2 separate regions of the Homo sapiens genome follow, and region 2 is linked to region 1. A link is a loop called in an ENCODE intact Hi-C map of the cell type or tissue named here. Cell type or tissue: endothelial cell of umbilical vein. All regions are shown on one strand. Each heading gives the region's core, and the rest is flanking DNA. Links, peaks and the distances in the headings are about the cores only.

What was found. Peaks named below come from ENCODE experiments on the same cell type or tissue, not always from the same donor. Only the 100,000 strongest peaks of a DNase experiment are listed, where the experiment ranks them.
Region 2: a loop joins it to region 1, with 3 times the contacts of the local background. A loop is called at or near these places in 2 of 110 quality-filtered maps.

What each region holds. Positions count from the first base shown.
Region 1 is chrX:39,749,634-39,760,154 of GRCh38, reverse strand. It overlaps LOC105373178 (a long non-coding RNA gene), which reads right to left and starts at 318. Exons shown (of 3, transcript XR_949026.2): 1 at 229-318. RefSeq lists enhancers at 4,515-5,464, 6,310-7,509. In endothelial cell of umbilical vein, for the core only: no CTCF peak of the experiment used is centred there; DNase peaks (open chromatin) are centred at 1,964, 4,254 and 6,654; H3K27ac peaks cover 3,703 bases.
Region 2 is chrX:39,854,198-39,864,718 of GRCh38, reverse strand. No RefSeq gene overlaps it. Among named protein-coding and RNA genes, the nearest start is that of MIR1587, 22 kb to the right of the region's middle. RefSeq lists enhancers at 6,290-6,790, 8,892-8,971, 9,242-9,361. In endothelial cell of umbilical vein, for the core only: no CTCF peak of the experiment used is centred there; a DNase peak (open chromatin) is centred at 4,218; H3K27ac peaks cover 1,036 bases.

The DNA.
Region 1 (10,521 bases), core at 1,909-6,908:
GTGTGTGTGTGTTTGTGTGTGGTGTGTGGTGTGGGTGGTGGGGGGTTGTCTGTGAATGAGAAAGAAGTAAATAAAATACCTCAGGCGGGTGGGTCTCTGTCCTGTGTGCCCAGGCTGCCAGCCTGGCACCTGCCCAAGGTCTCTGGGCAAAGCCCTGGTCCACGGAGGAGCGGGGCTGTCTGGAGGGTGCCGGGGGAGGTGAAGGTGTCTCTGAGTCTGTGACCTTACCATCTAGGCTCTTGGGTGACTCCCCGAGGTGGCTGGCTGGTTTTGGTGAGCTCCGAAGCTGAGGAGGCTGCCGGGGCTGCCTGGGGCTGCCTCCCGCCTCTCTGCCACATTCTTTTTCTCAGACAAACAGATTCCTTTGCTCACTGGAACAGCCGAGCTGGAGGAGCAGCTGTGAAAACAAACACGCGGCAGCTGACTGGAGGGCTGCGGGCTGTTTTCTGGGGGCTGCCTGGGCCCACAACTCCCTTTCTCCCTTCCAGCCACAGTGGGTGCCCTGGCTCCAACCCAGGAAGGGGAGGGTGGCCCCGTACTTTTGCTGCCTGGGAGTGGGCCAGCCCTGCTCCCTGGGTTTTCCTCACAAACGCCATCCTCAGGTGGTTCTTGGCAGGCCTGGCGCCTCTTTGAGCCCCCTGACCGGCTGTGACTGTCTCCAGCCAAACCTGGAGAGAAAATATTTAGAGAAGGGGCCCCTCTCCCCTACTGAACACAGTCAGCTTTCAGTGCATTCGGAGTGGTCCTGGGCCGCCCTCCTGAGACACCCTGGGGTGCCTTGGGTGGGGTGGTGCTCCTCTGAAAGGAGCACAGTAGGCCCTGGCAGAGTTTCAGACCCTCCCTGAGTCTGTGGGCCACGTGGACAGCATATCACAGCTCTGATTCTATTCTACAGCGAGTGATGAACCATTTGCATATTGGAACTGGAAAAGACCCCTCAGAGGTGAGGAAACCGAGATCCAGATGGCGGCGGGGGCCCACAGCCTGTTAGAATATTCTGTCTTCTCCCCTTCTTGGTGTAGCACACTCAGCCCAGGGTTACACAGCGTGGGATTATCAGCCAGGGCGCCAAGGCCCCAGCCAACAGCTCGCAGCTCTGCAACTGGCACGCGTCTTCCATCTGGGTGCAGCTCTTCCAGCACCCGGCCACGTGATGAGCAGGAGCCTAGCCAGGGATGACCTGCCCTGAACCTGAGCATACCCAGCCAGGGATGCTGAGTTGTCCCCAGGTGATCCCCTTGCAGTCATCAGTCCTTGGGCCTGGGCTGACCCTGGAGGCCATTGCTTCAGCCAGGCGGCTCTCAGCAGCTGAGACAGACCCTGATGTGGTTGAGAGCTGAGAGGCCGGGTGGCAGATCACAGTGTCACCATAGGTAATGGTGGTGATGTCATTACTCTAAGCTTGTGAGCACTTTGGAAGCAGGACTTTGACTGTGTGGCTCACCTGTCTCCCTGGTCCCCCACTGGTGCCTGACACCCACTAGGTGCTTACGGATTGTCTGTGGGAGGATAGGGTCATCCAAGCCCTCAGCTCCAAGCCTCCTTAGGAAATGTGCTCTGCTTCTAAGTTGGCAAGAGGATGGCCCTTTCATAGATTCTCAGGGCTAGAGAGAGAATTTCACAGGGAGCAGGAGTCATTTTTGGCAGTATTTTTTAAAAAATTAATAGAGACGCTACGTTGCCCAGGCTGGTCTTAGACTCCTGGCCTCAAGTGATCCTCCAGCCTCAGCCTCCCCAAATCCTGGGATTATAAGCGTGAGCCACTACGCCTGGCTCTTGGCAGTATTTTTATTGGACTTCAGTATTTCCCATGGATGTCAGAGCTTCGATAAACGGCAGCCAGTGCTCACGAATGAAGACATTGCTCAGCTTTGGTCAAATTAGATTGTGTTTGAATCCACAAAGAGGAAATAGGGTTGCAAGCCAGGCATTGTGTGGAGAGAAAAGGGTTTCCTACATTCCTTTAATTCCTACTCAGTGTATCAAGAGGGATGGGAAGAGGCATCAGGAGAGGCTGTTCCTCCGGTCTGGGAGGACTGTGGAAAGATGGAGCTGGAGCTGGGGGAAGCAATGTGATCTACTCTGGGATCTGCCCCGAGGGAGGGAAGTATGTTGGAGAGGGGAGGGGGCATGCCTCAGGCAGTGGTATGTTTGCTCCCGGTTGTAGGGAGGGTTGGGAGAGGACACAGTATGAAGGCGGCACCCCGCATTCATCCAGTGGACTCTGCTTAAGAAAAACTCAATGAGTGGCATGGTGTGGTAAGCAGAGCTGACCTTAGTTCCTTGGGTTTGGCGATGGTGCCCCTGTGTGGGGATGGTGGAAAGTAGGTGTGTCGAGGCCCCGTGGGCCTGGGTCACCGTCCAGATGGCGGACATCACAGTCTTCAAGGGGAAGCACAGCTGGCCTGTCTGGGTGATGGGGATGACAGTGCATGCACCCAGAGTTGGGCCAGGAGTTGTCCAGCCTCAGACTTTAGTCAGGGAGAGCCATCTGCACCTCAGCAGTTACCATTCAGGGGCAGCCTAGACCAGCCACTCCACTGCAATGAGACCTGATTTCTCTGCCTGTGTAAGGTCTCATGCCCCTTTGCTGTTCAAAGTGTGCTCTGAGGCCCAGCAGCCTTGGCATCACCCAAGAGCTTGGTAGGAGTGCACAATCTCAGGCCTGCCCCCAGACCTGCTAAATCAGCATGTGCACTTTTCACAAGCTCCCCAGGGGACTTGTTTGCACATTAAAGTTTGAGAAACACTGACATAAGTTCTATTCCCTTCCTCCATACACCTAAACTCCATCTTGTAGAAGAGAGGGGTGGTGGGGTGGGAATCTGGGAGAGCCTGGGCATTTGCCTAAAAGGACCATTTAAACAATTGTACTGCACTTAGTCTACTCTGTACAACTAAAATGTCATCACCCCACCCTGCCTTGCTATGCTCGACCAAGAATGGATCCTCCATAGACAAAGTAAAGAAATGAGATCTTCTTTTGCACATGTGACTGTAGTGTGAGTAGATTCGTGAGTTGGCTATGTGCAAAAGAAGAGAGTATGGCTGAGGGCAAAGGCATGCAGCCAGTTAGTGATAGAGGTGGCTAGAATTAGAACCCATATGCTTTTTTTTTTTTTTTTGAGACAGAGTTTTGCTCTTGTTGCCCAGGCTGGAGTGCAATGGCGTGACCTTGACTCACTGTAATCTCTGCCTCCCAGGTTCAAGTGATTCTCCTGCCTCAGCCTCCTGAGTAGCTGGGATTACAGGCATCTGCCACCATGCCCAGATAATTTTTGTATTTTTAGTAGAGACAGGGTTTCACTATGTTGATCAGGCTGGTCTCGAACTCCTGACCTCAGGTAATCCACCCGCCTTGGTCTCCCAGAGTGCTGGGATTACAGGCATGAGCCACCGTGCCCGGCCAGAACCCATCTGCTTTGACCTTGACTTTTTGCCGCCGCTACTTGAAGTGTGCTCGGTGGGTGAGTGCCAGTCCACAGCTGTCTGGCACCTGTCCTCAGTGAGCTAAGTACAGAAACTGGGAGCAAGTGTTTAGAAACTTTTATAGCAAGTCAACAGAGTATGTGTGTGTTTGTTAAATCTAACCGTAGAGGTTTGGGCTTGTGTTTTATGTTGTGTTTTTTTCTGCTTCATTTTTCCAGCAAATCATTTTTATTGTACTTTACAGAAGTATCTGTCCATAACGGATTGGAATTAATTAACAAACAAACACAAACAAGACTGGTCCTACATCCGTAGCTTCTTTGAGAAACAATGCTTTTGGCCGTGCCATTTCAAGTCAAGAAGAGAGATTCTGAAAAATATGAAAACATCTAAGGCTTGCCCCAGTCTGGGCAAAACGCATGAGCACTCACGCCTGAGGGGCCGGACTAACTTGGAAGGCATGGGTTATCATTTCTTTGTGTCCTCAGATTTCCCAGTGTCCACCCTGCCATAGGGAAGTCGGGGGGCAGGCATTCGTGGGGGACCTGGGGCTAAGTCATCCCATCTCCTGGCGCCCCAGTTTCCTCTCCTGCAACTGGGTCACCGGCAAGTGGGTCAGAGGTGCAGTTCTTCCCTGATGTGGCTGCTGCCTGCTCCGAAGAAGCAGATCTTTGTCAGCCTCCAGAGCTGCAGAAGGACACTATCTTGGGCATGAATATCCCACAGCAGCAGTGCTTTTCTTCTCTCTCCGCCGGACCTGGCTCATTCTTGTCTGGCAGAGGAACAAGCGATTTCTTTTTATGAGCCTGCAAACCTCCAGCCTCCCAGCCTCCCAGCTGGCTGGGTGCCAGGGCTGGGCCTGACACACAGGCTGACGTCCCCACCCAGACCCATGGTCCTGGCTGCTCCGAATTCTGGAGCGTCTGAGTCACCATGCCTGAGCCGGCGGCGTCTCCATGAAAGAGTTCAGAAGAATAAAGGAACAGGCTCTCCTATGGGCCTGCTGATAGCAATCTATCAGCATGACTACATTTTGGCCTCCTTTTTTTGCTGCCTCTAATCCAGCAAAGCAGGCTGTGGGTGTCTGATGGTGAACTGCCTAGCAGGGGAGGGAGTCCATCAGAGTTCCCTTCCCAAAGGCGATCGTGTGGGGAGTGTAAACCTCCCTCTGTCCTTCCCCCACAGTACTGTTGGTTTCTGCGCATGATGGAGTAGGGTGGGAGAAGGAGGCTTTTCTGGCTCGTTTGTCCGGGATCCTGAGACTACCCGGCCTCCACTGAGACGTGTGCAGGCCAGAGGGGCACCATCCACCTGCAAGACTACGGTGTCTGGAGGCGCTTGGCTGATTAGCCCTGCGGCTGGCCCCCAGTTTAATGAGCGTGGCGCCTGGTGTGCAGCTCAACCCCTGCTTGTTTAGACAGCCTTGCTGGCTGTGCCACGTGTCCCCTGCACCAGGCCGAGGAGGGGCAGCCCCCTGAGAAAGCCTGTTCCTTTATTCTTTCAGAACTGAGCCCCGGCTGCCCCGGCTTGGGTCAAAAGGCCTGCTGGGGCCTGGAGAGTCTTATTTCCTGAGGGGCTGAGGCCGGCCAAGGGGGCAACAGACAGTGGGGGACACTCGTGGATACAGGTGACAGGGCAGCAGGGGCTGCAGCCAATCTCTCCCTTCCCTGACCAGCCTCCCGGAGCTGAGTGCTGGCCGCATTGCTCTGGCCTCCCTGGGATTTCACATTTGATCGCTTTTCAGTGTGGCTGCAAAGGAAGGCTGCAGGAGCCATTTGGTGGGCACTGGCTGGGTCCGTTGTTAGCAGCATGGTGGGGGACAGAGTGGCTTTCCTAAGATGGAAAGCCTGTTGGTCCTGATTTCTGTACACTCTAAGGCCTTGGCCCTGTCTCCTCCTAGCACGGCACCCTAGGCCATCCTTGGTCCTACCTCTCCTGATGCTGCCCCTCCCCCAATATTTATGCTCCACCCGGCAGCCAGAGTGGACTTTATTTTTATTTATTTATTTATTTATTTTGAGATGGTGTCTCACTCGGTAGCGCAGGCTGGAGTGTAGTGGCATGATCTTGGGTCACTGTAACCTCTGCCTTCTGGGTTCAAGAGATTCTCCTGCCTCAGCCTTTTGAGTAGCTGGGATTACAGGCACCCACCACCACACCTGGCTAATTTTTTATATTTTTAGTAGAGATGGGGTTTCACCATGTTGGCCAGGCTGGTCTTGAACTCCTAACCTCAGGTGATCCACCTGCCTCGGCCTCCCAAAGTGCTGGGATTACAGGCATGAGCCACTGTGCCCAGCCTTAATTTTTATTTTGTAAACTTTTGATTTTGAAATAATTACAGACTTGAAAACTTGCAAAAGGAGTGCCAAGACTTCCTGAATCTACTTTCCTCAGATTCCCCCAATGTTAACATTTTTACCAATTTTTGTGTGCTTTCTCCACACACACACATTTCTGTTTTCCCTGAAGCTTTTGAGATTAAATTTTAGACATGATGCTCCTTGAACCCTGAAATATTTCAGGGTGCATTTCCTAAAAACAAAAACAACAAGGATGTTCTCTTAAATAACCACAGTACGGTTTATCAAAATTGGGAAATATACACAGATATTTACACAGATGTTACCTGATCCCCAGATCTTATTCAAATCCTGTCAGTTGCTCCACTAATGTCCTTCAAAACAAAAGAAAAGAAATATTTCTCTGGTTCAGGATCCAATTCAGAATTGCACACTGTAATCTGTTGTTGTGTGCCTGTTGTGTAATCTGTTGTTGTGTGTCCTATAATCCAGCATAGTCCCTTAGTCTATCCTTGTCTTTCATGACATGAACACTTCTGAAGAATAAGGGCTGGCGATTTCATAGACTGACCCTTAGTTGGGCTTTGTCTGATGTCTCTCGTGATCAGATTCAGATACTGCATGTTTCGCAGGAATGCCACTCAAGTGATGGGTGTCCTCCATGCATCGTATCAGGAGGCACGTGATGCCCATTTGTTCCATTACCGGTAATGTTAACATTGATCACTTGGCTAAGGTGGTGTTGGCCTGCTCTCTTCACTATGTTATTATTTTTCCCTTTAAAACTAATAGTATCTTATGGCTAGAGCAATTTTTTTTTTAAATGGCAATCTGATGACGTCACCTCCTTTCCTAACCCCAGCTGAAATCCTAACTCCTTATCTTGGTGTGCCCAGCCCTATGTGATCTGGCACCTGCTGAGCTCTGTGATGTCATCTCCTATCACATTCTTCACTCCCCCTCCTCCCACCCGGTTGGGGAACTCCAGGCACATTGGCCTTCCTGCTCTTTCTAGAACATACCTCTCTCATTCCAGCCTCAGGGCCTTTGTACTAGCTCTTCTCTTGGCCTTGAATGCTCTTCCTCCAATAATCACATGCTGGCTTCTTTGTGTCCTCCCAATCTCAGCTTACATTTCACCAGAGGGAGCTCCCCAGGCACTCCACCACAGCACCCTGGTTTGGTTCTTAGCATAGGACTTTCTACCAATTGACATTTGTACATTTATTTGTTCTTTGTCCATCTCCCGCAGAAGAAGAAAGCAGGGACCCCATGTACCTCGCTCAGTGCTGCGACTAGGTCCACAGTTGCGGAATGAATATTGATCAAAAATTTGCTGAATGAATGCAAGATGAAGGATTGCTCAGTAACGCGTTGCAAGCTGGGATCCTAACCCGGAAGTCTTGGAGTCCTGCCAGATTGTCTATGTTGGCTGCAGTGCAGCTCTGCTGGGCTTGTACTCAAACAGGGCAGATGGCAGCAGAGTAGCTAAGGGCTTCCTGCATGACTCTATTAAGGGGAGATGGAGGAAACAAGAAGTAATGATGAGATGGGGTAGGAAAGTGAAGGTGCCTTTGAGCCCTAAAGTACGGATCCTTCCCACGATATCTTCCTTCCTCCTTTCTTTCTTCCCTTCCTTCCTCCCTCCCTCCTTTCATCTCCCATCCTTCTGCCCTGTGTCACTGACCATGAAGTGAAGATGGCCTGGGGTCTTCTTTCTCCCCCAGTCCTTCTGTCTTTGTTTCTTTCAGGGAATGTGTTAGTCAGCTCTGGTTGCTATAACAAAAAATGGCAGACTGGGTGGCTTAAACAACAGTAATTTTTTTTTTTTTTTTTTTGAGACTGAGTCTTGCTCTGTCACCCAGGCTGGAGTGCAGTGGCGCAATCTCAGCTCACTTCAAGCTCCGCCTCCTGGGTTCACGCCATTCTCCTGCCCCAGCCTCCCCAGTAGCTGGGACTACAGGTGCCTGCCACCACGCCCGGCTAATTTTTTGTATTTTTAGTAGAGGCGGGGTTTCACTGTGTTAGCAAGGATGGTCTCAATCTCCTGACCTCATGATCCGCCCGCCTCTGCCTCCCAAAGTGCTGGGATTACAGGCGTGAGCCACCGTGCCTGGCACAACAGTAATTTATTGTCTCACAGTTCTGGAGGCTGGAAGTCCAAGATGAAGGTGCCAGCAGGGTTGGTTTCTGGTGAGGCCTCGTTCCTTGGCTTGCAGGTGGCCACCTTCTCTCTGTTTCCTCACATGGCCTTTCCTATGTGCAAGTACAAAGAAAGGGTAGGATAAGTTCTCTAGTGTCTCTTCCTCTTCATATAAGGATACCAGTCCTTTTGGATTAGGGCCTTACTCTCATGACCTCATTTCACCTCAATTACCTCCTTAAAGGCCCTGTCTCCAAATGCACTGGGAGTTCAGGCTTCAACGTATACATTTTTGGGGGACACACTTCAGTTCACAACAGGGAGAGAGCTTTGATTCTTGGCAGAAAACCACAGAGATTCTCCTAGCAGTTAGGTCCCCCAGGAGGTGTCTTCTCCCTCTCTTAATGCTACTGGACCTTAGGCTTCATTTTGAGAAATCCTCCTGGCCGGGCATGGTGGCTCATGCCTGTAATCCCAGCACTTTGGGATGCCGAGGCAGGTGGATCACTTGAGACCAGGAGCTCGGGACCAGCCTGGACAACATGGTGAAACCCTGTCTCTATTAAAAACACAAAAATTAGCTGGGTGTGGTGGGTGCACGCCTGTACTCCCAGCTACTCAGGAAGTTGAAGCGGGAGAATCACTTGAACCCGGGAGGCAGAGGTTGCAGTGAGCCAAGATCACGCCACTGCACTCCAGCCTGGGCGACAGAGTGAGACCTCGTCTCAACCAAAAAAGAAAAAAAAAAAAGAGAAATCCTCCTGGACATGTCAAGATCCACCTATGTAATGTCCACTTTCATGGAATGAAATTGGCTCCTCTCAGGTGGGCCCTACCGAGAGAATCTTTAGGTGGCAAGATAGCGAGTGAGTAGTGCTGCACATGGACCCTGGGGTGCTGGGATTCTGTTCTGAGGTTCATCTTCGTGTGTGTTTGTGTGTGTGTGTGTGTATGTGTGCGTGTGTGTGTTTGTGCATGTGTGTATACACCAACATGCACATGCTCTCTGGTTAGAATTGCTAGGCAGGGATGGGCAGCTGGCTCCCTCTGCCGTGACCTATCCCACTTTGGACACTTGATTCCGCCAACCTGTGCCCCCTTTAGCCCTCCCAGCCCAGGTGTGGCCCAAGATCCCTGCCTTTTTCTCAGGAACCCACAGAAATGAGGTTGGAACTTTCTAGAGGGCTTTGTGGTAGCTGGGGGACCTACATATGCTAGCATAAAGGATGTGGGCAGAGCAGGCAGCTGTTGCAATGATCTTTTGCTATATAACAAACCATTGCAAAACTTAGTGACTTAAAATAGTGACATTAATTTTGCTCACGAGTGTACACTTTGGGCAGGACTTAGCAGGGACGGGTCTTCTCTGCTCTACTTGGTGGCAGCTGGGGTGGTTGGAAGCTGCGGCCTGGATTATCTGAAGGCGTGCTCACTACCATGTCCGGTGGTTGATGCTGGCTGTCGGCTAGTATGTTAACTGGACTTGTGGATCAGAACACCTATATGTGGCCTCTCCAAGTGGTTGCTTGGCTTCCTCACACTATGGCAGATGGGTTCCAAGAGTAAGTGTCCCGAGAGAGAGCCAGGCGGAAGCCACTGCATCTCTTCTGACCTAGCCTTGGAAGTCACCCAGGATCACTTCCACCATATTTTATTCATTAGAAGCCAGTCACTAAGGCTGGCCTATGTTCAAGGAGAAGGGATTTAGACTCCAGCTCTTAATGGGAAAGAAAAATGTCAAAGAATTTGCAGCCACATTTCAAAATCTACCGCAGTGGCTCACTGCTTCCTTCCCATTCATGCAAGACTTGAGGCTTGGGACTCTTCCCTTTCCAAAGCCCTGTCTCCGTCTTTACAAGGTCACCGTCGTGTCACCTACCACCCAGTGGTGCCTTTATGGAAGCCAGAGCAGGAGAGAGAGCCATCCTTTCCTGGATCAAGGCCAGACCAAGAAGAGGCAGTCCTCTGGGCAGAGGAATGATTTGGTGCCCCTTCATACAGGCAAAACCAGATTTCCTATCAGAACAGCATTTGGCTGCAAGTGACAAAGAGATCTAAAAGAAGGCTGCAGTGTATTCCTCTCTTGCATAGCAGTCTGGAGGTGGCAGTCCATGGCTGACATGGCTATTCTGCTTATGAAGTCCATGGGGACCCAGGCTCCCTTTATTGTGCTGCTCTGCCATGCATGGCCTCGTCTCCAGGTCACCTTATGGTCAAAGACAACTACTGTAGCTGCAGTCAGTATATCCATGCTGTGGCCAGCAGAAAGGAGGAAAAGATCAAGAAGTAGAAGCAGAGGGTGCCCGCAGCTATTTTGTAAGGAAAGTTCCCAGGCCTATCACGTGATACTTCTGATTGTATTTCATTGGCCAGAACTTCTCCATATGGTCACTCCTAGCAGTGGGAGGCTGGGAAACGTAGTCTTTATTCTGGATGGCCATGTGTCCCGCTAAAATTGCTCATTCTCTCAGCATGGAGAAAAGAGAGAAAAGATGCTGTGGGTCAAGAAGCAGACTATGCCAAACTTATTAATTAAAAAATTTTATGTGTGGACAGATTTACTTACTAATTTACCTACCCTGGCTAGAGAAAAATTAATGGTCTAAAACAACAGCAAAACATCTTACCCTTTTTGTAGTTCTTTCC
Region 2 (10,521 bases), core at 1,984-6,983, 100 kb before region 1:
CCCTTGTGTCCCCTCCCACTTTCTATCCCCCCAAAGGTAACCATTATTTTGACTTGTAACAACATAGACTTGATTTGTCTGTTTTTTTGGAGACAGGGTCACCTGGGCTGGAGTGCAGTGGTGTGGTGGTGCAATCGCAGCTCACTGCAGCCTCGACTTTCTGGGCTCAAGCCATCCTCCTGCCTGACTCTCCTGAGTAGCTGGGACTACAGACTCGTGCCACCATGCCTGGCTAATTTTTTTTTTTTTTTTTTTTTAATAGAGACACAGTCTCACTATGTTGCCCAAGCTGGTCTCAAACTCCTGGGCTCAAGTGATCCTTCCATCTTGGCCTCCCAAAGTGCTGGGATTATAGGTGTGAACCATCACGCCCAGCTGATTTATCTGTTTTTGAACCTCAAATAAATAGAATCATACAACACATATTCTCGTGAATTTGGTTTCTTTTGCTCAATATCATCTGGGATATTCATCCATGTTGTTATATGTAGCAGTAATTTGTTCTTTTTCAATGCTGTATAGTGTGTTATTGTATGAGTATACCATGATTAGTTTATCTGCTCTCCCGTTGACAGGCATTTAGGTTGTTTCCAGTTTCAGGCTGTTGTGAATAAAGCTGCTACGTGCATTTGCATGCAGGGCTTTTGGTGCGCACAAGCACTTGTTTCTCTCGGCTGTATATCTTGAAATACAATTGCTGGGTCATAGGATATTCAATAAAGCCATGCCTGATTTCTCAAAGCGCAAGCAAAAAGAGGGCAATGGTCTGAAAGATAAATGATGATATTTCGGTCATTATGTGGGAGGGGAGATGCTTTAACTCGTGTGTGTGGTAGGTGGTTACAAATATGGCCCCCAAATGAGTTATACGTCCTGATATCCACATCCATGGGTAGTCCCTTCTCATGTTGAGTTTAGCCTCATGACTTTCTTTGGCCAATGGAACATCAGCAATGGCATGTAAAAGAAGAACATCACAAAAGCGCGATGCAGCATGATTTGACAAGCACTTGAGTGTTGAGGCTTGCCTACTGCTATAGTCTGAACATTGGTGCCCCTCCAAAATTCATATGTTGAAACTGAATCCCCAGTGTGATGGTATTAAGAGGTGGGGTATTTGGGAGGTGATTAGGTCACAAAGGTTCCACTCCCATAAATGGGATGAGTGCTTTTATAAAAGAGGCTTGAGGGAGCCTGTTTGTCCCTTCTGCCACGTGAGGACTCAGGGTAAAGGCACTATCTCTGAAGCAGAGAACCCTCACCAGACATGGAATCTGCTGATGCCTTGATCTTGGACTTCCCAGCCTCTAGAACTGTGACCACTAAATTTCTGTTGTTTGTAAATTACCCAGTCTAAGGGATTTTGTTATAGAAACCAGAACAGACTAAGTCAGTACTACCGTTACCAACCAACGTGTCCTTTCAGGCATCACTTCCACTCTTTGAGCCCTCTTCCTTTGTTGCAACCCATACATGGGGGCAATTATAGTGGTCCTGACTTCACAGAGCAGTTGTGAGACTGCTGAATAATGCTGGTGAAAGCTGTTTGAGCCGGGTAAAGCATTGTGCAAGTGCAAGGCAATGTGGTGCTGTTATCTACAGGAACTGCCATCGACAGGAATTGTTTTACTTTGGGGTAACGGGTTTTGAGTTTTTCCAGGTTGCTTTGCTTTCTGGTCTCTCTCCTTAGCAGTCCACATAAATTTGGAGTGTTCAGGAGTGACAGTGGTCTCTGGAAGCTTTTTCTCACCATCTCCATCTACAGGGGCTATTGTCTTTACACGAGGCTAGTGGCTTGTTTCAGGAAGAACAGTTTGAGAGTTGGTCGCCTTCCCACATGAAACTGAATCATATTTGTATGTACCACCAAAGCTGCTTTTACATTCAATTTCCTCATGTGTGGAACCAGCGGTGGGTTCTTAATTGACTGCCTGAGGGCAGGCTTTAGGAGGCTTTGTGATTATGTGTAAAGTTCTGTGGAAGTGAGTGCACGCATGTGGACATACCCTATGTGTCCACACATGTGTCTGTCTTGTTCTGTGAAGAGAGGCCTTAGGGTCCATCAGATCATCACAAGTGGACTCTGGGAGATTTAAAAACCTTCAGGATTAGGTCTTCAATGTGAGACGGGGATTTTATGACACCAGCAAGAAGCTCTTGGTGTTAAGAACTATTGTTTTAAAAAGGAAAACGACCCAATGTAGCTACTACAGCTAGACTCACAGCGATGCAGAAGTGTCAGCAGGTGTGTGCAAGGCTATGTCCCTGTCAGAATGGATGTTCCTCCCTCCTGGCGGATCCAGATGTGGGGACTTCACGCCAAGCTGGAGACGTGTTTTGGTAAAAAGGTAGTTGCACTCCCATGTTATGTTAAAAAGTATAGACACTACAGAGGGAGGATTATTTTATTCCCTTTTTTCTTTCTTTCAAAGACTCAATTTCCCCTCCCTTTTTAAGGTACAAACACCAACCTCACATTAGGGGCAGAAGCGTTGAGCATTCAAAGTTAAACTGGGAATTTTGACTCAATGGACCTTGACAAACAAACAGCTCCAATGGAACTCTTCCAACAATGGCTGCTCTTTTACTTTTATTTTTATTTTTTAAAGTAATGCCAGTGATGGAAGGGGGCGTGTGAAATTAAACAAATGATTTCTCAGTAAACGCTTTGCTGAGAATTATCTGTCAGGGGCAACCCACACACAATCTATAATAAAGAGGATAGATTTAGGGACCGAGTTCCTCAGCGTACTTTGGAGTCCCTGCTCACAGTATGAGCCTGTGAATGCAGAAACAGAATAGACTTGTGCAGCGGCGTTGACTCTGGGTTGCATAACATGAGGGAGATTGGGCTGATCAAGCGCGCATAACTGATCCTGCAGGGAGATGCTGCTTGGTGATTGTTGTGGCGGAGAAAGAATTTTATCCTGAGATGAATGGTGCTTCCCTATTCAGGGACTGTTCCACCTGGGGGTGGGGGCATTTGGAAATAGGGGTGCATTTTTGGCTGTCACAATGACTAGAGGGTGCTACTGGAGTTTAGCAGGCAGGGGGCCAAGGACAATTAACATCCAACAATGGGGGAGGGACTGTCCCACACAATGGGGATTTGTCCAGGCCCAAATATGAATAGTGCTCCCATTGACAAACATGGCTCATCGCTGCAAAGAAAGTTCCAGGTGTCTTTTCTAAAGAACCAATTGGTTCATTAGAGACTAAGAATGGTTTTTCAAGGTGACCCAAGGGATTGGGGCAGGGATTACTTAGCGTAAGAGAGCTGGAGAACTTATCGAAATCCTGTGCATCCTGCAGCCCAACAAGGCTGGAGAGGAGATGCCCGGGCACCTGCTTTAGGTCTGGCAGAGGCCACCTGGAGGGAGATGTGAGGGTCAAAGGGGAGGGGAGGGTTGTGTTGCTGGGTAAGGCAGCCAGTTACCACAAATGGAGAGTGAGAAACAGGGCCCACGGGTGGCAATAGCCCCCCCAAAAGTGACACAGCTGGAAAGTCAGAGGAGCGTGAATGCCCATGACAGGGGATTTAGTATGGGGCACAATCAAGGGGTTGCCCCAGAGGAAAAGGCAGAGGAGACCTTTCTGGAGGCCAGGCGGGCCTTGACTAGACAGAAAAGGGGTCTTCTGCTGACTTTATTCTCTTCCACCCCCTGCTTCCTCATGGGAAGAACCTGGCCTCTGGCTCCGCTGGTACCCTGGGGGAGCCCAGGGCAGTGAGGAGGACTTGGCAAAGCCGCAAGCACCTTGTCATGATCCTGTCCCCTCCTGGCTGTGGGAGTTGCCTCTGGAAAGTGGGTCCTCCATGCGTAGGAGGCACCAGGGCATCCCAAAAGCTGCACCATTTAGCCATCCCACAAAAGGAGAGGCAAGAGGATGTTGCAAGCCCAGCCAACTGTTATTGTCTGCTTCCTGCTCATCCTGTGTCCCACAGCTCTGTGGCTGGGCCAGGCCAAGGGACTTTAAAAGCAGGTATTGAGGTCAGCCCTTAGCCAGCGTTTTGTCTTCTGCTAATCTGTGGTTTGCAAGGCAAAGGCGGGAGATGACAGTGGCAGGGACAGATCTGAAGCGCCTGCAGAGGGAGAGGGAGCTGACTTTCCACAGGGGCTGGGGGAGGGGACCTGGCCCAGCTGCTGACATTTTTACAAAACAAATAAGTGTGAGGCTGTGCTGGTGACCTCAGTGTGATGGAAAAAGATGGTCAGCGGCGTGTCTGCCGGAAATGGCGTGTTTCTCAGCCCACCTGTTAGGAAGCAGAAAGGCAGATGTTGAGTCATATCATTCCAGCAAACAGTTATCAAGTGCCGACTGCATGCCTGGCATGGCCCCATGCATTTGATGTGGGTTAGCATATTTAATCCTCCCAGCCATCCCAGATGGAGGGCTCCAGTATGGTTTCCAGTTCAGAGATGAGGAAACTGAGGCAGAGGTGTTGGTTTCCCCATCCAAGGCTGGACAGCTAAGAAGTGGTGGGAAAGGGGTGTGAATCCTGGCAGGCTGGCCCCAGAGTCTGTGGCGTGAGCACCAGCACCTAGGCTGGCTGCCAGGAGCCTCAAAACAGGTCCTGTGAAGGAGGATTTTTGTGTACCTTGTGTGTGTGCGTGTGCCCACGCAATTGTGTTTTGGCCTGTGTTCCAGTTATCTATTGCTGCATAATGAATCACTCCAAAACGTAGTGACAAAAAACACGACTACCATGTTATTATTATCTCTCACTCTTCTGGGGGTTGACTGCTCTTAGCTAGTTTTTTTTTCTCTCTGTCTCTGTTTTTGTCTGTCTGTATCTTTGTCTCTCTCTCTCTCTCTCTTTCTCTGTCTCATGCAGTTGCCTCCAGACTATACCTGGGGCTGAAGTCATATATTTTTTAAACTTTTATTTTTATTTTTTAATTTTTTTTTGAGAAAGAGTCTCGCTCTGTCACCCAGGTTGGAGTGCAATGGTGTGATCCCGGCTCACTGCAACCTCCACCTCCTGGGTTCAAGCGATTCACCTGCCTCAGCCTCTCTAGTAGCTGGGATTACAGGCACCCACCACCACACCCAGCCAATTTTTGTATTTTTAGTAGAGATGGAGTTTCGCCGTGCTGGCCAGGCTGGTCTTGAACTCCTGGCCTCAAGTGATCCACCTGCCTTGGCCTCCTTAAGTGCTGGGATTACAGGTGTAAGCAACTGCACCTGGCTTCTTTCTTTCTTTCTTTCTTTCTTTCTTTCTTTCTTTCTTTCTTTCTTTCTTTCTTTCTTTCTTTCTTTTTCTCTCTCTCTCTTTCCTTCCTTCCTTCCTTCTTTTTTATTTTATTTTCTTTTTTTTTTTTTGAGACAGAGTCTCCCTCTGTCGCCCAGGCTAGAGTGCAGTGGCGTGATCTTGGCTCATTGCAGCTCCCACCTCCTGGGTTCAAGCGATTCTCCTGCCTCAGCCTCTCGAGTAGCTGGGACTACAGGCACCTGCCACCATGCCCAGCTAATTTTTGTATTTTTAGTAGAGACGGGGTTTCACCATGTTGGCCAGGCTGGTCGTCTCAAACTCCTGACCTCAAGTGATCCGCCCGCCTCTGCCTCCCAAAGTGCTAGAATTACAGGCATGAACCACTGCACCCGGCCTTTTTCTTTTATTATTTTTAAATCTGCGAGGGCCTCAACTCTCTGTGAATGAAGTCCAAATTTATTCTGGAGTCACTTCCATTGACAATAAGACTCTAAATGAGTAAGGACACAGAGCCTTGCCTAATGGCCTCTGTTCTGCCCCCATCAGAGTTTCCCTGCTGGGCCAGGCATTGAACTGGGACTTGGGGCTACACAACTCCTGCTCCTGGGCAAGACAGCAACTACCAGCCATGGGAACAACATTCTCCCAAACCCCTGTCCTGCAGAAATGTTGCCTCTGGTTTCTATAAGCTTTACTGGGAGGAGGCCCTAAGCACAGGCAGGGAGACAGTGGGATTATCAGACGTTGAGAGGGTCATGGCCCTGAACTGTTCTCCCCATCCTGGTGTGAACCTGGCCTTGTCTTTCTTGGTACTTCATTGCTATGGGTTGAACTGTGCCCCACACCCCATTCATCTATGGAAGCCCTAACTCCCAGGACCTCAGAATGTGGCTATATTTAGAGTTAGGGCCTTTAAAGAGGTGATTAAGTTAAAATGAGGCCATTAGGGTGGGCTTAATCCAATACAACTGGTGTCCCTAGAAGAAAATGTGGACCCACGAGAGACACTGGCAGGGTATACGCATAGAGGAAAGACCGTGTGAAGACACAGCAATAAGGTGGCCGTGTGCAAGCCAAGGAGAGAGGCCTCAGGGGAAACCAAACCTTGATCTTGGACTTCCAGCCATCAGAACTGTGAGAACATAAATATCCGTTGTTTAAGCCACTCAGCTTGTGGTCTTCTGTTGCAGCAGCCTGAGGAGACTGATACATTCGTCCTGCATCCCTGTGACAGAATCTTCCTTTAGGTGAGGTGACCAAGGTGGGCCCAGGCCTCCAGAAGTCACTTCCTAATTACCTAGGAAGGGGAGGGAGAACCTCTCCCCATCCTGTCCTGGCAGCACAGAAGGCTGCTTTGATTTGATTAACTGATGGTCACCCACGGGACCCTGGACTTGCCAGTGAAGGGTCAGCTCAGGATAGGCAGGAGGCTGGCACAAAGTGTCAGCCTCTCTGGGAGCAGGCGAACACCAGGCAGCCCTCAGCCTGGCCCCAGAGGGGTTGTGGTCTGTGGGTGTCCCCAGGCCTTGTCTGACTCACACAGCTCCCTAAATGTCCCAGGTCTGCCCCTGGGGGTGTGCAGTTTGGCTCCAGCTCTGTCAACACTCTGGACTTGATGTAGGTACTGAGTGACTGGAAAAGCAGCCCTGACTGCAGCCACCCAAAGCCCAGCCCACTCCTGGGTGCAGGGCGGGCAGCCCTTCCTCCTCCCTGGACTCTGTTTCCACCACACATGAATCCTGGGCCTGCCTGGCCCCGACGCATTTTTTATTTTGCTATCTATATTCTTTCCATTGTCCTGATGTAAATAATTTAAACTGACATAGAAAGAAAGGGCAGGCCTTGCTACAAAATGGAGGCTGTCAACTCCCCGAACCTCCATTTCTTTTCGCCTCCTGTGCTCATCTCTTCCCTGTTCTGTTCGATTTGCCTCGTTCTAGAACCTTTCTCTAGTGCTCTCTTGTTTTTTTGTTTTTTTTTTTTTTTTTTTTGAGAAAGAGTCTCACTGTGTCGCCCAGGCTGGAGTGCAGTGGCGTGACCTCGGTTCACCGCAACCTCTGCCTCACGGGTTCAAGCGATTCTCCTGCCTTAGCCTCCCGAGTAGCTGGGATTACAGGCACACGCCACTATACCTGGCTAATTTTCATATTTTTAGTAGAGACAGGGTTTCACCATGCTGGGCAGGCTGGTCTCAAACTCCTGACCTCAGGTGATCCGCCCACCTCGGCCTCCCAAAGTGCTGGGATTACAGGCATGAGCCACCGTGCCCGGCCTCTAGTGCTCTCTAGCTCCACACACATGCATGCATGCACATGAACACGCCACACACGTGCACACACACACCCTTCTCCCCCTCCCCCCAGGTGTCAGTGAGCAGAGTGTGTGTGACATTGTGTGTCTGTCTCTGGGATACAGTTTCTCTCTCTTGGTGTGAATTGCCTGTCTCGTCTGCATTTCTCATTCTGTTTCTCATCTCCCTACTTTCCTTTGCCTCTCTCTGCTGTTTGCATATGTGAGGGAAAGAGCTGCTTCATTTGTGAAGTGGCCTTATTCCATGGCCTCATTATGCAATCACACAGCATGGAGCTCTCTTGGGGGTTAAGTGGGGAAGGCAGAAGACAGGGCCAGGGAGAATTCATCATCTTTCCCCCGGAAAGCTGTGCATTTTCAGAAGATATAAGGGACAAGTTTGGGGTTCACAGACCCTCAGGGGCTTTTGTGCGTCACCTGGACCTTCTGTGATCGGTACATGGAGCTGCAGCTGGCCACTGGCATTGTCTGGAGAGCAGCCCTGGCCTCTCTCAGCCTTGAACCAGGAAGCAGGCTTTATTTGTCAGGAGAGGGCATAGCCAGGATTTCCTGAAGGTTCTGGCCTCCAGCCTGCAACCCGGCACTGTCCAATAGAAATATAATGCAAGCCACAAATGTGAGCCACATATGTATTAATAATTTTAATGTTCGAGAAGCCACATTAAAAAGGTAAAAAGGAACAGGTGAAATTGACTTAATCATATATTTTGATCAACCCGATGTATCTAAAATATTATCATTTCAATATGAAACCAGGAAAAAATTATTGACAAGGTATTTGACATTCTTTTCTTGAAACTAAATCTTCAAAGTCTGGTGTGCATTCTATGCTGACAGAGGATCTCAATTTGGCCGGGCCACATTTCAAGTGTTCAGTAGAAACATGTGGCTAGTGGCCCCTGTCCTGGACAGCACAGGCCCAGCCTACCAAGCCTGAGGTCTGGAAGTTCTGTTTCGGCTGTCTAAATGGCAGCAATACAAGCGCGTCCTCAGTGTGTATGTCTGATGGGAAGACGACGAGGTGATGTGCGGGAAGTTCACTGAGCCATTATTCTCCCATTACCATCATTAGCAGTAATCATCATGAATGCACTGGCATGGCCCACGTCCGGCCCTGTTGCTGCTTGCTTCCAGTTCACGCGGCATTCTGTGCCGGGGAATTGCTGACCCAGATTCTGTTTTGCTGGGGGGGCAGAGGGAGCTGAGGGTGCAGTTTCCAGGTGCTCTAGGCCTGCCTCCCAGCTGAGACCCCACCTACTAGGTGTGTGCTCCTCCCCTTTCTTTAGGTACCAGGCACCCCTCCAGCTTCTATATATAGCACTCTGTGGCGACAGCTGGCTATCTGATGACTCATCAGTCACCGTGGGCGTCTCCGGATGGAACCCTGAACATTTATTCAGAGGGTGCTTTTGCCAGTTTCTGAACGACTCCTAGTAAGTCCTGCCTTTTGGGGATTGTTTTAACCCCATGGAGATTGGGGGTTTGAAGACTCAGTGGGTTCCTGTCTGAAGGCCTCTGGGGGCTTAAAAAGTCCAGTGGGGCTTTGGGGAACTGGCTCCAGGTAAGCCTGTGAACGCAGAGGAATGCATTCTCAAACTGAGGGCTTGAGTGGTCTCTCCTTGGTCATCTGTCCATCTAAGTACCTGGCTGGCCCCAGATTGCCCCTGGAAGTGGGGCTTGGGAGATGTTAGCTCCTTTCAGGAGCTGCAGGGCTCCTCCCATGTATTTTCTGTGGGGCATCAAAGACCCAGGGCTGGCTTTGGAGCTGGGTTTAATGTAGGCTGCTCTGCTCACCAACTCCACCATCCTGGGCAAGTCCCTTCTGCTCTCTGGGTTTCCGTTTCCTCCTCTGTGCAATGCAGTCAATACCATTGTGGCCGTCTGGTTCTGAGGGTTGGAGGAGGTGCCGTCTGTAACAACTGTTATTACTGTGCAGCCCAGGGGCCCCATCACTTCGGTTTTCTCAGAAGCAGCTTCTGAGACGCGGATTCGTGTGGAAGCAATTTATTAAGGAAGTGCTCCCAAGAAACACGGAAGGGTATGGAAGGGCAGGACCAAGAAGGGGAGGAAGCCAGTTTCAGACAAAGTCCCTCTGCAGAAGGGTCTTAGTCCATCCAGGCTGCTGTAACACGGTACCACACGCGGGGGGGCTGATAAACCACAGACACGTACTTCTCATGGTTCTGGAGGCTGAGAGGCCGAGATCAGGGTACCAGCACGGTCGGGTTTGGGGGAGGGCCCTCTTCTGGGCTGTAGATTGCCAACTTTTCCTTGTGCCCTCACATGGCAGAGACAGGGAGAGAGAGCTCTCTGGGGTCGCTTTTTATAAGGGCACTGACCCCCTTCATGAGGGCTCCATCCTCATGACCTCATGACCTCCCAAAGGAGGAGCTCTGGAGGGCAAGTGTCAACTCAGAGCCTGTCCTGACTCCAGGCAAGAGCACTGTACCTGCATGCTCCCTTGCACCAGCTAGGAGCTACCGTGAGTGTGGGGATTGAAACTCCTGGGTACTTCTGGCTCTGAGGGGGATGTGCCCCGGGCGGGCCTGCAAAGAGTCCCAGGCACAGGCTGTGGGAATTAGGAGAGGGGAAGCTATATGGGGTGGGGGAAGGAGCCCGAGGGGATGTGGGTGAAGCATCTAGAGTGTCCCCACCACCCCTTTGCTTATCTGTCCTCCCACCAGAGGGGGCCAGGCCAGCACCCCTGTATGGATGGGACTGGGGCCGGGGAAGGAGGCTGGAGTCAGGAGGAGAGGCACCACCCAGGCCTTACTCTTCATATGGGTGGAACCATCCCATGAACAAGTGGGATGAGGAAGCCTGAGGAGCTTTTGGCCAAGCTTAGCCTCTGGGGGTGCCCAACACTGGGCACGGATAGGGCTGGGGCACAGACCCAATATTCCAGTACCTCCAAGTCTTTTGTCCGGCACCCAGGCTAGGGGCCCTGAAGATGCTTCACTGTCCAGCGGGATGGGGTTGGGGAAATATTTTTGTTCTCT